Regions from separate parts of the Homo sapiens genome. Here regions 1 and 2 are each linked to region 3. Evidence: read pairs that join two places in POLR2A ChIA-PET (ENCODE). Cell type or tissue: Caco-2. All regions are shown on one strand. Region 1 overlaps RELB (RELB proto-oncogene, NF-kB subunit). Region 2 has its middle 17 kb from the start of IGSF23. Region 3 overlaps NECTIN2 (nectin cell adhesion molecule 2).

The links. Peaks named below come from ENCODE experiments on the same cell type or tissue, not always from the same donor. Only the 100,000 strongest peaks of a DNase experiment are listed, where the experiment ranks them.
Region 1: POLR2A ChIA-PET joins it to region 3 with 6 read pairs; 4 of 35 experiments call an interaction of 5 or more read pairs at or near these places.
Region 2: POLR2A ChIA-PET joins it to region 3 with 6 read pairs; 2 of 35 experiments call an interaction of 5 or more read pairs at or near these places.

Annotation. Positions count from the first base shown.
Region 1 is chr19:45,025,455-45,027,954 of GRCh38, forward strand. RELB (RELB proto-oncogene, NF-kB subunit) reads left to right here. Exons shown (of 12, transcript NM_006509.4): 7 at 152-283. Among named protein-coding and RNA genes, the nearest start is that of CLASRP, 12 kb to the right of the region's middle. In Caco-2, no CTCF peak of the experiment used is centred here; no DNase peak of the experiment used is centred here.
Region 2 is chr19:44,595,498-44,597,997 of GRCh38, forward strand. No RefSeq gene overlaps it. Among named protein-coding and RNA genes, the nearest start is that of IGSF23, 17 kb to the right of the region's middle. RefSeq lists an enhancer at 663-1,487. In Caco-2, no CTCF peak of the experiment used is centred here; a DNase peak (open chromatin) is centred at 1,474.
Region 3 is chr19:44,877,317-44,879,816 of GRCh38, forward strand. All of the region lies in intron 5 of NECTIN2 (nectin cell adhesion molecule 2), which reads left to right. Among named protein-coding and RNA genes, the nearest start is that of TOMM40, 13 kb to the right of the region's middle. RefSeq lists enhancers at 1,570-2,419, 2,420-2,500. In Caco-2, no CTCF peak of the experiment used is centred here; a DNase peak (open chromatin) is centred at 1,386.

The DNA of each region.
Region 1 (2,500 bases), 150 kb after region 3:
CTCCCAAACCCCTTGACTTCCGTGCTCACCCTGGTCCCCTCACCACTCCAGGCCCCACCGTCTCCTCCAGCCCCATCCCTTCCCCGTTCCCCTGTACCCCAGAGAGGGTCTCCACTTCCCACCCTCAGCCTCCCCATATCTCCCCCGACAGCTGGGTCCCTGAAGAACCATCAGGAAGTAGACATGAATGTGGTGAGGATCTGCTTCCAGGCCTCATATCGGGACCAGCAGGGACAGATGCGCCGGATGGATCCTGTGCTTTCCGAGCCCGTCTATGACAAGAGTGAGTTGAGAGTGCTGTGGCCGTTAGGATTGCCCTTGGCTGCAGGTGTCAGAATGTCCCGCTTACAGAGGCATGAATGGCTCAGGCGCTGTGGCTCACGCCTGTAATCCCAACACTTTGGGAGGTCGAGGTGGGAGGATTGCTTGAGCCCAGGAGTTCAAGACCAGCCTGGGCAACTTGGCAAAACCCTGTCTCTATAAAAAATTTAAAAATTAGCTGGGTGGCCAGGCACGGTGGCTCATGCCGGTAATCCCAGCACTTTGGGAGGCCAAGGCGGGCAGGTCACCTGAGAAGTCAGGAGTTTGAGACCAGCCTGGCCAACATGCCAAAACCCTGTCTACTAAAAATACAAAAATTAGCTGGGCGCAGTGGCAGGCGACTATAATCCCAGCTACTCAGGAGGCTGAGGCAGAAGAATTGCTTGAACCCGGGAGGCGGAGGTTGCAGTGAGCCGAGATCGCGTCACTGCGCTCCAGCCTGTGCAACAGAGTGAGATTGCATCTCAAAAAAAAAAAATTAGTTGGGCATGGTGACATGCACCTGTAGTCCCAGCTACTTTGGAGGCTGAGGTGGGAAGATTGCTTGAGCCCAGGAGGTTGAGGCTGCAGTGAGCTGTGATCATGCCACTGCAGTCCAGCCTGGGCAACAGAGCAAGTGGTGAAATCCTGTCTCTACTAAAAATGCAAAAATTAGCTGGGCATGGTGGCACACGTCTGTAATCCCTGCTACCTGGGAGGCGGAGGTTGCAGTGAGCTGAGATTGCACCACTGCACTCCAGCCTGGGCAATGGAGAGGGACTCCGTCTCAAAAAACAAGAAAAAAAAACATCAAACCCAAAATGGAATCTTCTAGTGTTGTAGAATGAACAATCTGTACAACTATACCAGGCAGCCCAAGGGAAGAGGCAGCATAAGTAATAATCTCTCTCCCTTTCTGAGAGAGTGCATTATATTCCACAGAATCACCCTGGTAGACTTCTGCTTATTTTTCAGTGGCCAGAGCTTGGTCCCATGGCCACTCCTAGTTGCAGGGTGGTCTGGGAAAGCAAGTGCTTAGATTTTTCACCCTCTATAGAGGGATACAGGCATAGAAGAGGGGACTGGGAATAACTGGTAGGTTTTAGCCAACCCATAGTGACTGCTGTAAGCATCAAAATGGGATATTAATTCAGTCAGGGCATTTATGGATGCAAGTGATAGAATCCCAACTTAGCCGGGCGAGGTGGCTTACGCCTGTAATCCCAGCACTTTGGGAGGACGAGGTGGGCAGATCACGAGGTCAGGAGATCGAGACCATCCTGGCTAACATGGCGAAACCCCGTCTCTACTAAAAATCCAAAAAAAAAATTAGCCGGGCGTCGTGGCGGGCGCCTGTAGTCCCAGCTACTCAGGAGGCTGAGGCAGGAGAATGGCGTGAACCCTGGAGGCGGAGCTTGCAGTGAGCCGAGATCGCACCACTGCACTCCAGCCCGGGCAACAGAGCGAGACTCCTTCTCAAAAAAAAAAAAAAAGAATCCTTACTTAAATAGGCTTAAGGGGGAAAAAAGAGAATAAGTTATTCTATTTGTTCTATTAACGAGAAAAAATGCAGATGTAGCATAGTGCTTCAGGTCTGGCTGCATCCAGGGCCTCAGTGATGTCATTAGATATCTGTCTCTTTCTGTCTCTCAGCTGTTCTTCCTCCATGTTAGAATCCATGCTTATATCCTACCTGCCTGGCACCTCTCCCCGACTCCCAAAGCTGCTTTTAGCTTCTCTTACCTAATAGCTTTGCTTAAAGTCTCAGGTCTATCTCTCATTGGCCTGGTTTTGGTCATTTGCTCCTTTTTGACAAATCAGCTTTGGCCAGAGGGATGCACTGCTCTGATTGGCCAGGTCTGGGGCATGCGCTCAATTACTGCTGAGCTAGGAAGTGGGCTCAGCCCTGCCCAATCCCAGTTACTAAGATGAGGGGTGGTCCCTTGAGGGAAAATTGGAGGCTGTTAAAAGAAGAGGGGTCAGGACTACTAGATGGGGAAAACAACAGGTGTCCACTACATGATTACAGTCTATCAAACTCTCCTCAAGGAACCTTCTCTCACCTGGGACCCCATCAACTCTCCCTGAGGTCTGAGGGTCTCCCTTAAACATTTTTTAAAAATTATTTTTATTATTTTTTTTTAGAGATAGGGTCTCACTCTGTTGCCTAGGCAGTCATGCAGTGGTGCAGTCATAGCTT
Region 2 (2,500 bases), 280 kb before region 3:
ATCCTAGCTAATCAGGAGGCTGAGGCAGGAGAATTGCTTGAACCCGGGAGACAGATGTTGCAGTGAGCCGAGATCTCGCCACTGCACTCCAGCCTGGGCAACAAGAGTGAAATTCCACCTCAAAAAAAATATTCTATAGGCTTATATATAAGCCTATAGAATAGGACAGCTTCACTGTGTGCTTTTTTTGCAGTGTGAAAAACATGCTTTCATGAAGGGATTGACTAAGGGATGTGGAGCAGAGGAAGGAGGAATGAGGTGCGCCTGGGGGTAGGGGCACTTTTAGAAGAGGTCATAGTTAGGGGCCAGGGACGGGAGAGTGATCACCAGGAAAGAAAGGAAAGGGAGCTGCCTTTGCGGGCAGCCAGGAGGACTTGAGTGGGGCTTAGGAGGAAGGCAGCACTGGGATATTTGTTTGGCCGACCCATTCAACAGCTATTCCCAGACCCGATGGCTCAGGCTTGTAATCCCAGCAATCAGGGAGGCTGAGGCAGGAGGATTGCTTCAGGCCAAGACTTCCGGACCAGCCTGAACAACAAAACAAGATGGTGTCTTGTTCTGTCACCCAAGCTGGAGTGTACTGGCATGATCTCTGCTCACTGCAACCTCCACCTCCCAGGTTCAAGAGATTCTCCTGCCTCGCCTCTGAGTAGCTGGGATTACAGGCACATGTCACCAAGCCTGGCTAATTTTTGTATTTTTAGTAGAGACAGTGTTTCACCATTTTGGCCAGGCTGGTCTCGACCTCCCAGCTTCAAGTGATCTGCCTGCCTCAGCCTCCCAAAGTCCTGGGATAACAAGCGTGAGCCACTGTGCCCCACCTCAAAAATTCTTTTAAAATAGGCTAAGTGTGGTGGCGCACACCTGTGGTCTTGGGAGGCTGAGGTAGGAGTATCTCTTGAGCCCAGGAGTTTGAGGTTACAATGAAGTGATTGCTCCACTGCACTCCAACCTGGGTGACAGAGCAAGACTATGCCTCAAAAAAAAAAAAAAAAAATTAACGAACACTCCTGCCAGTTGGAACTCAGCTGAGCCTTCATAGTTGAATGTTGAATGAAAGAATTAATGAATTAATGAAGCCAGGCACTGTGCTGGGTGCTGGAGATGTGGCAGGGTGCAGGACCAAGTCCCTGCCCTTGAGGAACTGACGTCCAGCTGGGAGACAGCCAATGAACAAGGCAAATGGGTAAATTACAGGGTCTGTCTGAGGATGGTCAATGCCATGGAGAAGGCAGGAACGGGGAAGGGAGATGAGAAATGTTACAATGCTAGGAGGTTGGAGGAGGAGATGCTTGAGCAGACCTGGAGGAGGTGAGGGAAGAAGCCAGGGCAGATCCGGGAGAGGACCATCTAGACGGGAGGGCGTCCCAGGGCAGAGGTCCACTTGGAGCTGGAGGGTAGCCTGGCTGTGTGAGGAACAGGGATAGAGGGTGTGGCTGGAGGAAAGTGAGTGAGGGGAGAGGGTAAAAAGAGAGGGCGGAGAACTGCAGGGCGGGAGGGGGCGGGTGTGGATTAGACAGTCACTGTGGACTTTGGCTTTGACTCAGCCTGAGACTGGAGCCTTTGAGCAGAGAAGGGGCGAGATATGATTTAGGCTGTTTGTTTGTTTGCCTGTTTTTGAGATAGTGTCTCACTCTGTCACCCAGGCCGGAGTGTAGTGGCAGGATCACAGTATTGGCTCAAGCAGCTTCAACCTCCCAGACTCAGGTGATCCTCCCACCTCAGCCTGCCAGGTGTGCGCCTGTAGAAAATATCTGCAAATCATATTTTTTTTCTTTCTTTCTTTCGTTCTTTCTCTCTTTCTTTCTTCCTTTCTCTCTCTCTCTTTTTCTTTCTTCTTTCTCTTTCTTTTTCTTCCTATCTATCTCTCTCTTTCTTTCTTTCTTTACTTCTTTCCTTCTTTCTTTTTCTTTTGAGAAAGGGTCTTGCTCTGTCACCCAGGCTGGGGGGCAGTGGTGCAATCACAGCTCACTACAGCCTTAAACTCCTGGGCTCAAACAATCCTCCCACCTCAGCCTCCCGAGTAGCTGGGACCACAGGTGCGTGCTGCCCCATGCCTGGCTAATTTTTTAGATTTTTGTGAAGATGAGTTCTCACTACGTTGCTTAGGCTGGTCTCAAACTCCTGGGCTCAAGAAATTCTCCCAACTCAGCCCCACAAAGTGCTGGGATTACAGATGTGGGTCACCATGCCCAGCTGCACATCATATTTCTGATAAGAGATTGATATCCAGAATATATAGAAAACTTCCAGAATACAACTATTTTAAAAAAAAATCCAATTTTTTTAATGGGCAAAAAGAACTTGAATAGACATTTCTCCAAAGAACATAATAAATGGCCAATAAGTACATGAAAAGATACTCAACTATCCCTAATCATTAGCGGAAGACACATCTAAACTACAATGAGATATTGCCTCGCAGCTATTAGAATGGCTACCATCACAAAAACGAAAATAACAAGGATTGGCAAGGATGTGGAGCAGCAAACAAGGAAAC
Region 3 (2,500 bases):
GTTCTGGTTACATTGACTTCTGTCCCTGGCTTGGGGCCCAGGAGCCCCATCCCTCCCTGCTCACACTGCCCTCCTCAGCACTTCATGGCTTCCTCTCTCTCTCCGCCTCCCCACTACCTCCCATCCCCCATCCCCACCTGCTCAGCCCCTGCAGGGAGCACTAAGGAAGTCCCACTGTCCCGGTCTGTGAGAACCCCATTTTACACACTGGGGATAAGTGGCCTAGAGATGAGGCAGCCACGGCACTTGGAATAAATGCTCCCAGCCACTCAAGAGGGCAGAATTATCAGGAATCTGTGGCCCTCTGCAGAGAGCTTTGGGATCAGACAGCCTCCCACTGAAACCCAGCTGTCCTCCCCCGAGGGGGTGTGGCCCCCAAGCTCATAGCTTTGTGAGGACCCCACAGCACATTCAGGGAGGGCTGCGAAGTCAGATGGCACCAGGGTCCTGGCCAGTGACCGGGCGGCCAGATCTATTGCATCCAAATAGCCAGCTTCCACTCGGCTACGGCGATCGCCAGACATGGGAGTTTGGTGTTGCTAGATCTGATTTGTCCCCCTAAGAGAAACCTGGATTTTTAAGTGAAATCGCCTGATTTTTGAAAGGTTGGCTAGCAATTTAAATTTTGCAAAACACTAACACCTGGGGACCACCGGTTGGCATCCCCCTCCTTGTACAAAGTGGTGCTCAGGCTGTAGCGAAGGGCGGAGGGGCTTCTGCTTCCCCACCCCCCTCCTCCTCCTCCTCCATTCTTCTGCCCAGAGTCACCCCCTCATTCTGGTCACTCCCGCTCCCTCCATCCCCGCCTATCCTGCATCTCCCCCACCCCCTCACTCCCCAGAGCGATCCTCGTGATCTTGTGTCTCCCTTTCTCTCTCTCTCACCCCTCCTTCTCTCTCTCCTCAGAAACCCCCAGGGCCTCGCCCCGAGATGTGGGCCCGCTGGTGTGGGGGGCCGTGGGGGGGACACTGCTGGTGCTGCTGCTTCTGGCTGGGGGGTCCTTGGCCTTCATCCTGCTGAGGGTGAGGAGGAGGAGGAAGAGCCCTGGAGGAGCAGGAGGAGGAGCCAGTGGCGACGGGGGATTCTACGATCCGAAAGCTCAGGTGTTGGGAAATGGGGACCCCGTCTTCTGGACACCAGTAGTCCCTGGTCCCATGGAACCAGATGGCAAGGATGAGGAGGAGGAGGAGGAGGAAGAGAAGGCAGAGAAAGGCCTCATGTTGCCTCCACCCCCAGCACTCGAGGATGACATGGAGTCCCAGCTGGACGGCTCCCTCATCTCACGGCGGGCAGTTTATGTGTGACCTGGACACAGACAGAGACAGAGCCAGGCCCGGCCCTCCCGCCCCCGACCTGACCACGCCGGCCTAGGGTTCCAGACTGGTTGGACTTGTTCGTCTGGACGACACTGGAGTGGAACACTGCCTCCCACTTTCTTGGGACTTGGAGGGAGGTGGAACAGCACACTGGACTTCTCCCGTCTCTAGGGCTGCATGGGGAGCCCGGGGAGCTGAGTAGTGGGGATCCAGAGAGGACCCCCGCCCCCAGAGACTTGGTTTTGGCTCCAGCCTTCCCCTGGCCCCGTGACACTCAGGAGTTAATAAATGCCTTGGAGGAAAACATCAGGGGTGTCTTGTAATACATCAGACCCCCTCCTTGCATGTTGGGGAAAGAGAGGGTGGGACAGGGACTCCTAGGTCCCAGGGCTGGGAAGAGCTGATCCACGCCCCCGGGGAACGAGAGCCTGGCAGGGGTTAGACTGGGGAAGGCTGTGGGGCTCGGACCACTTGGATCCTTGAAAGACGCATTGGATGGCCGAGAACCGCAAGGCTCGTGCAACTAGGATTCAGGTCACTGGATTGGGGACTCAGAGGCCTGGACATTTGGACTCCTGGGTCCCAGGACAGAGGCTGCCTTTCTGGATGGTGTGGCCAGACCCATCAGAGGCAGGAGTTCTCTGGACTCCTGGGCCCTCGGGTGGAGGTGGGGGTGGGGACAGCAGGGGCTCAGCCAGGTTCCCTGCGTCCTGAGAGAATGAGGCCAGAGGGCTGTGATCCAGTGGAGCCTCAGACCTCAACTCCCCCAGGTTGCTGGGGGTCTCGGGAGGGGAGGGCTGCTCCCCACTCCCATTCTTAGGGGCCCTGAGGGCATGGGGCAGGCGGGGGGTGCTGGGGAAGTCCCACCTCTGGCCACCCCGACTGTGGCTCCCCTCCTTCTCCATCCTTGCCCCCAGGGATCACCCCAGGGGACTTTTCAGTGGCTCCCTGGGAGTGGCGGCAGCTCCCTCCAGCTCCTCTCAACTGGAAAAGCAAAGACGGGGGGAGGGGCGGCCCTTGGTCCTTGAACTCCCAGGCTCAGTAAGGGACAGGTTTTTACCCGCGTCACCTCTGCTCTCCCAAGCCTCCATGCCTCCTCTGTAACACGGGGCAGGTGTTTCCATCGGCCTCACAAGGCTGTCGTGGGACCCAGTAAGGACATGCCCGTGATGCCCTCATGCAGC